Regions from separate parts of the Homo sapiens genome. Here regions 2 and 3 are each linked to region 1. Evidence: chromatin loops called from intact Hi-C (ENCODE). Cell type or tissue: endothelial cell of umbilical vein. All regions are shown on one strand. Region 1 has its middle 130 kb from the start of JCAD. Region 2 has its middle 65 kb from the start of JCAD. Region 3 overlaps LOC101929256 (a long non-coding RNA gene).

Evidence for each region. A loop is a pair of places that touch in the nucleus more often than their neighbours do. Peaks named below come from ENCODE experiments on the same cell type or tissue, not always from the same donor. Only the 100,000 strongest peaks of a DNase experiment are listed, where the experiment ranks them.
Region 2: a loop joins it to region 1, with 4 times the contacts of the local background. A loop is called at or near these places in 3 of 110 quality-filtered maps.
Region 3: a loop joins it to region 1, with 3 times the contacts of the local background. A loop is called at or near these places in 3 of 110 quality-filtered maps.

Annotation. Positions count from the first base shown.
Region 1 is chr10:30,185,071-30,187,570 of GRCh38, forward strand. No RefSeq gene overlaps it. Among named protein-coding and RNA genes, the nearest start is that of JCAD, 130 kb to the left of the region's middle. In endothelial cell of umbilical vein, CTCF peaks have their summits at 1,455 and 1,666; DNase peaks (open chromatin) are centred at 1,041 and 1,351; H3K27ac peaks cover 1,455 bases.
Region 2 is chr10:30,123,550-30,126,049 of GRCh38, forward strand. No RefSeq gene overlaps it. Among named protein-coding and RNA genes, the nearest start is that of JCAD, 65 kb to the left of the region's middle. In endothelial cell of umbilical vein, no CTCF peak of the experiment used is centred here; a DNase peak (open chromatin) is centred at 1,412; H3K27ac peaks cover 674 bases.
Region 3 is chr10:30,110,314-30,112,813 of GRCh38, forward strand. LOC101929256 (a long non-coding RNA gene) reads left to right here. Exons shown (of 4, transcript XR_001747405.2): 3 at 335-518. It also overlaps a transcript of JCAD not described here. Among named protein-coding and RNA genes, the nearest start is that of JCAD, 52 kb to the left of the region's middle. In endothelial cell of umbilical vein, no CTCF peak of the experiment used is centred here; a DNase peak (open chromatin) is centred at 1,488; H3K27ac peaks cover 1,407 bases.

The DNA.
Region 1 (2,500 bases):
CTCACACCTGTCATCCCAGCACGTTGATAGGCTGAGGTGGGCAGATAGATCACTTGAGCCCAGGAGTTCAAGGCTAGCTGGGCCAACATGGTGAAACTGCGTCTCTGCTAACAATACAAAAATTAGCCGGGCTTGGTGGGGTGTGCCTGTAGTCCCAGCTACTCGGGAGGCTGAGGCAGGAGAATTGCTTAAACCCAGGAGGCGGAGGTTGCAGTGAGCCGAGATAACACCACTGCACTCCGAGTTAGACCCTGCCTCAAAAACAACAACAACAACAACAAAACCCCCAAAACAAACAAAAGCCCCAAAACCCAACAAACAGAAAAACCCCCCAAACAGACAAACAAAAAAACCCAAGTCACCAAGCAGCCATCAAAGCTCCCCTTGCTTTGTTACACCAACTTAGGCGCTTGCTCATCAATCACTGCTCATTCTTCAGTCTATTCCTGAGTGCTTGCTTTGGAATTTACTGTTATTTTTTGTCTCATACTAGATTGTTCCAAGTGGGGCCTATTCTTTCTAATTTTTAATATACATTCCCATATAGTTCACTGAAAATGTTGGACACTCATCAGATCATCTGGATATGATAATTTTGGGTGGGTGGGAGGATGGTGTGATTTGTCCTGGCTACACTGGAATTTTAGAGATCTCTTTTTATTTATTAATTTTTTTTTTGTAGAGACAAGGTTTTGCTCTGTCCCACAGGCTGGAGTGCAGTGGTACAATTGCAGCTCACTGCAACCTCCAACTCCTGGGCTCAAGCAATCCTCCTACCTCTGCCTCCCAAGTAGCTGGGATTACAGGTGTGCACCATTACGCCTGGCTGATTTTAGGAATTTAAAACCAGACTACATCTTTGCTAAAAGTTTCTTTTCACCTTTTGGGGTTCACTTAACTAGTTCAGACACTGTTTGGCAATTCTGGTTCAACAGGACTTGAGAGTGCTCTGGGACTAATTGAGCCAAGTACCATACTATGAATCTGGTTGGTGACTAATGTACTTGGAACTAATAGGAAAGAGTTAGTTTATTTTGGCTCAGTGATCTGGCCAGCCATTGCTTAGTGACCACAAATTATGACCCACAGAAGAAGTGAAGTAATTTATGTATAATCATAGAACAGCTAACACCTAGACAGAGGTTCTTCTGAGCCAGGCATCATGCTAAGAACTTTGCATATATTAACTCATTTAATCCTAAAAACAACCGGCTGAGGTGAGTTTTATCGTTATCCCCGTTGTGCAGATAAGGAAACTTAGGCAGAGAGAGGTAAGCAATTTCTCCAAGGTCACACAGGGTTAGCTGGACCTTATATAGACCCAAGACTCACTCCCTGTCTTGCCTTGCACATTGGCAAAGGCTAACCACGATTTTTAATGAACTCTGGGCAATTAATGGAGTTGATTAGCCGTGGCCGAATTTGTGCTGCCACCATGAGGAGGAAGAATCATAGTCCACCCAGACTGATGAGAACTCAGGAACCAGGAAAGGCAAGGTGAATGTGAAGCTGAGGTCTGTGTCTCCACTCAAGGACCAAACAGGAAATTCAGGGTGGGAGGGGGGCTCTGTCCAGTCTCCCAGCAGTGACCAGGGACAATGAGCTGGGCTTGGGCACCGCAGGGCTTAATTGTGGACTGTACCATGTTAACCGAGCTCAGAGTCCAAAGGCTAAAGTGAAACAGAAAGCCAGGCCGACTGTCTGGCTGGGTCATCTGCCCAAGAGGATTAGAGGAGGCAGAGCAACGCAGGTGTGAGTTAGCAGGGTGGAAAAACGAACCCAGCGTGCAGGCGCAGCTAGGAAGAGGTGGGGACAGATGCCCTCCGAGCGTGCCGCACTACTTCTCACGGGAAACCTTCAGGCCTGGGGAGTCTCTGGGGCGTGGTGAGGGAGGTGCTGTTCCTCCTCTCATATTCCTGGCTTGGCAGAGCCTGGTCCTGAAGTTGGGATATGGTCTAGTTACTAATATATTCTGTTAGGACATGACCAGGACACAGGAATCCCAGCTCACCGCATCCCCACCTGGGTTCAGAGAAGCAGATTGGATAGTGGGTAGACGGATGGCCTTTCGAAGCAGATAAACCTGGGCTCAGACTTTGGCCTCCGTTAACTCTTAGCTATGTGACCTTGGGCAAATCTATAACCTCCCTCTAAGCCTCAGTCTTGCCAGTTATAAAATGGGAATATTAATAAAACATGTAACTAACCAAGTTAATGTAGTAGTTAAATGCCATAAGAGGTGCAGGATAGTTTGCAGAAGGGTTGACTTGCACTAAATGATACCTCTATTTGCTGTTGTTATCAGTGTCAGGAATAACAAACGTTATTGGCTGGAAGGTGGCAAGGAGAGGGCAGGACTGAGCTAAATCATCCTTCTAATTGTTTGCGGGGCTCTCTTTTCTTCCTCTACTTCTAACTACTTGGATATGAGCCCTTCCAAAGGATCTCCCCTCCCCCAGAATCCCAAGCAAATGCCAGGTGCTTAAGGGACAGCAGGGTG
Region 2 (2,500 bases), 62 kb before region 1:
TTGTATTTTTAGTAGAGAGGGGGTTTCACCATATTAGCCAGGATGGTCTCAATCTCCTGACCTTGTGATCCGCCCACTTCTGCCTACCAAAGTGCTGGGATTACAGGCATCAGCCACCACACCCGGCCCCATGTGACTTCTTTTTAGCCAAAGTTGCAAGGAGACTCAATTAATTCAGCTTCTTGTCATTTTTTTTTCTTTTTGAGATGGACTCTCACTCTGTCGCCCAGGCTGGAGTACAGTGGTGTGATCTTGGCTCATTGTAACCTCTGCCTCCTGGGTTCAAGCGATTCTCCTGCCTCAGCCTCCCAAGTAGCTGGGATTACAGGCACATCCCACCACACCTGGCTAATTTTTAGTAATTTTTAGTATTTTTAGTAAAGATGGGGTTTCACCATGTTGGCCAGGCTGATCTCGAACTCCTGACTGCAGGGTGATCCACCCACCTTGGCCTCCCAAAGTGCTGGGATTACAGGCATGAGCCACTGCACCCAGCCTTGTCATTTTTTTGATGTCCCATTTCTCACCTTTTTAATAACTTGCCTCCTACCTTGGGTGTTGTAAATAGTTTGACATTAAATCTTTTTTGGGAGGAGATGGGATATAAGTTAGTTGATTATGAAATAAATCAGGTAGTTTCTGTGCATAGCTCAGCTGACAGAAGGGTCATCTCCCTTGTCTCCTTGTTATATTGTGAATCAATAAATTTACACCACGAGTGTTTAATCCATATACTGAGTATAAACAATATCTGGTAGGTCCTATTAACTTAGTTACTGTTCAATAAGTGACTCCCGCCAATACCATAAAGATTAACTTTCACAAGAGGGTGTGCTTTTCTAAATTTCTCCCTTATGTTATTCTCTGGGAAAATAGACTCAGGCTTCCTTGGTGAAGAATATGTGTGTCTGTGTGTGTGTTGTGTGTGGTATGTGGTTTGTTTCTTTTCTGAGTGTACATTACTATATTTCAGGGCACAGTTTAAAACTGTGAAAGGTAAATAAATCTGGGGGCCCCAAATCAGTAAGCTAAAGGGAAAAGTCAAGCTGGGAACTGTTTAGGGCCAACCTGCCTCCCATTCTATTAAAAGTCATCCCTCTGCTCACTGAGATGGATGCATATCTGATGGCCTCCTTTGGAAAGACTAATCAGAAACTCAAAATAATGCAACCGTTTGTCTGTCACCTATCTGTGACCTGGAAGGTGTCTCTCCACTTTGAGTCTTCCTGCCTTTGCTTCAAGTTTGTCCCGCCTTTCCAGACTGAAGCAATGTACTTCTTACATATATTGACTGATGTCTCATGTCTCCCTAAAATGTATAAAACTAAGCTGTTCCCTGACCACCTTGGGCATGCGTCATCAGGATTTCCTGAGGATGTGCCACGGGTGCGCATTCTCAACCTTGGCAAAATAAACTTTCTAAATTAACTGAGACCTGTCTCAAATTTTCGGGGTTCACACAACTTAGCATCATCTAGTCATTTGTGTATTCACTTGGTAGGTACTTATTTTTCCCCTGCTGTATAGCAGGCCCTGAGCTATGTGGATTCCCCATGATGTTTGCAAGTACTCCATGGTCAAGCCTTCCTCCAAAGTCAAACAGGGGCTAGTGGTGGGCCATTCATTTTTGTACTTGCTGTCTGCTGTTTGGCCTTGTAAATTGCTTTTTTTCTGAATGATTTTCTGTCTCTTTCATCAGAATATGGCCCCCTCTAGAGCAAAATCCTTATCTTGTTCATCTTTGAAGGCCCAGTGCCCCAGTACATTGCCATAGACGTATTAGGTTATCAATAAACTGTTTTATTGATATTGATATCACATCATCCCAGTAGTTTGAAATAAAACAAGAAGATATTACATGGGAAGTAAAATTTGGTGCCTTCAAACAACAACAACAAAAATGGTCATGTGGACATATTAAAGCGTATCCAAGACCCATGATTAGTGGCTGATGGGGCAGTTCAAGCCACAGATTAGGAAGGCTGCAGGCAAGCATCACAGCAAATCTAAAGCCTGGAGCCCACAGCCTAGACAATGGCTGAATAAATGCATGGACACCCAGCCCAACACCACCCTTGAATAGACCCTGCCTGGGAAAGAAGGATGCATGTGGTAATGACAGTTGTCGGGGGTTGTGCTTTCTGAGAACTGATGAGCTTGTCATGAACAAAACCACGGCTAAGCACTAAGCAGAATAGAATCTGTTCCCTGTGTTGGCCAAGGAAGCACCATCTTTCAGAGTAGGAGGGATAAAGAATGAGAGTTGCCAAGTCAAGCCTGCTTTTCTCAATACAAAACTGGTGACCAGTGGTAAGTGCTCTTCATAAAAGCAGTGGCATTTAGTTTGGAAGTAGATGTGATGCAGGATATAAAAATCAGTAGCTATAAAAATAAAAATGTAAATATCTCCAGGGAGCAAAAAGCCACTATTTCAGTGTATACAGCATCATAGCAGCAAAATGTGCCCACGGCTCCAATGGTTTGACCTTGCAGAGTGCTT
Region 3 (2,500 bases), 75 kb before region 1:
GGCTCACTGATGCATGGACCAGATGATGTATGGACTCCCTGATATATGAGCCAGCTGATGTATAGACCAGCTGATGTGTGGACCAGCTGGTGTATGGACCGGCTAATGTATGGACCTGTTGGTGTATGGACCCCTGATGTATGGACCAGCTGATGTGTGAACCTCCTGATGTATGCCCTCCCCGATATATGGACTAGCTGATGTATGGACTCCCTGATGTATAGGACAGCTGATGTATGGACCCGCTGATGTATAGGCCAGTTGACATATGGACGCACTGATGTATGGACCAGCTGATGTGTGAACCTCCTGATGTATGCCTCCTCTGATATAGGAACCAGCTGATGTATGGGCCAGGTGATGTATGGACCCCTGATATATGGAGCAGCTGATGTATGGACCCCTGGTATATAGACCACTGATGTGTGAACCTCCTGATGAGTGACCCACCAATATATGGACCAGTTGATGTATGGACCCACTGATGTATGGACCAGCTGATGTATGCACCCACTCAGGTATGCACTAACAGATATATGGGCCAGCTGATGTATAGACCCCAATGTATAGACCAGCTGATGTGTGAACATCCTGATGTATGCCTCTCTCCCAACCTGATATATGGACTGGTTGATGTATGGACCCCCTGATGTATGGACCAGCTAATGTATGCACCCACTTAGGTATGGACTAACTGATGTATGGGGCAGCTGATGTATAGACCCCTGATGTATAGACCAGCTAATGGGTGAACATGCTGATGTATGCCTCTACCCCCGACCTGATATATGGACTGGTTGATGTATGGACCCCTGATGTATGGGCCTGCTGATGTTTGGACCAGCTGTGGCTCTCCACTCACTCTGGACCTTCCACCCTGTTCCTCACCTGTACACTGTTCCTCCTGGCCATTTGAGTGCCTGACAGCCCTTCGGGACCCAGCCCAGGGGTTACTTCTTCTTGGGTGCATTTTCTTCAAAAAAATTTTTTTTAGAGATGGGGTCTTGCTATGTTGCCCAGACTGGTCTCTAACTCCTGGCCTCAAGCAATCCTGTCCCACCATTGACCCATCTGAAGATTGGAGAGACCTTAGGCCCAGGGCTGGGGAATAACCATAATTTGCTCTTCAATTATTCTGCAAATACATATTGAGTTCCCACAGTGATGAACACAGTCCTAAGTACTGAGATGCAATAGTAGACAGAATCTCTGTCTTCATGAGGCTTTCATAGTCCTAGGAGGAGATACGTTACATTTTATTTATTCATTTAAATAAGTAAAAATGTGATGTGACATGACATGATAAATCATAAAGCTATGTATAAAGAAAAATAAAGCCAGATAAAGGAAATACAAAGTGAATGACTGGACAAATGGCCAACAAACAAATAAAAAGAGGCTCCGTGTCATTAGTCATGAGGGAAATGTGATTCAAATCCACAGTGAGCTCACACTTCACACCCAGTAGGATGGCGATCATAAAAATAACCGGAAAATAACTTTTGGCAAGAATGTGGAGAAATTGGAACCTTCCTACAGTGCTGGTGGGAATGTGAAATAGTGCAGCTGCTGTGGAAAATAGTTTGGCAGTTCCTCAAAAAGTTAAACATAGACTCACCATATGATCCAGCAATTCCACTCCCAGGTAGATGCCCCCAAAGAGCTGAAAATATGGGTTTAAGTGAAAACTTGTCCACCCATGCTCATGGCAGCACTATTCACAATGACTGAAAGGTGGAAACAACTCAAATCACCATGAACTGATAAAGCATAAACAAAATGTGATATATACACACAATGGACTATCATTCAGCCGTAGAACAGAATGGAGGACCGATGCAGGCTACCTCATGGACAAACATTAAGAATATGATGCTGGGCTGGGAGCAGTGGCTCACACCTATAATCCCAGCACTTTGGGAGGCTGATGTAGGAGGATCACTTGAAGCCAGGAGTTCAAGACCAGCCTGGGCAACAAAATGAGACCCTGTCTCTACAAAAAATTTAAAAAAAAAATTAGCTGGGTACAACAGCATGCACCTGTCATCCAAGCTACTCAGGAGACTGAGACAGGAAGATCGATTGAGCCTAGGAGTTCAAAGCTGCCTGCAGGGAGCTATGATTGTGCCACTGCACTCCAGCTTCAGCAACACAGTGAGACCCTGTCTCTTTAGAAAAATTAAATTTAAACAAACGAAAAAAATTACAATGCTAAGTGAAATAAGCCAGACACAAAAAGTCACATAATGTATGATTTCATTTATATGAAATATCCAGACTGGGCACGGTGGCTCATGCCTGTAATCCTAGCACTTTTGGAAGCCGACATGGGTGGATCACCTGAAGTCAGGAGATCGAGACCAGCCTGGCCAACATGATGAAACCCCATCTCTATTAAAAATAAAAAAATTAGCCAGGCGTGGTGGCACATGCCTGTAATCCCAGCTACTCAGGAAGCTGAGACAGGAGAATTGCTTGAACCCGGGAGGCAGAGGTTGCA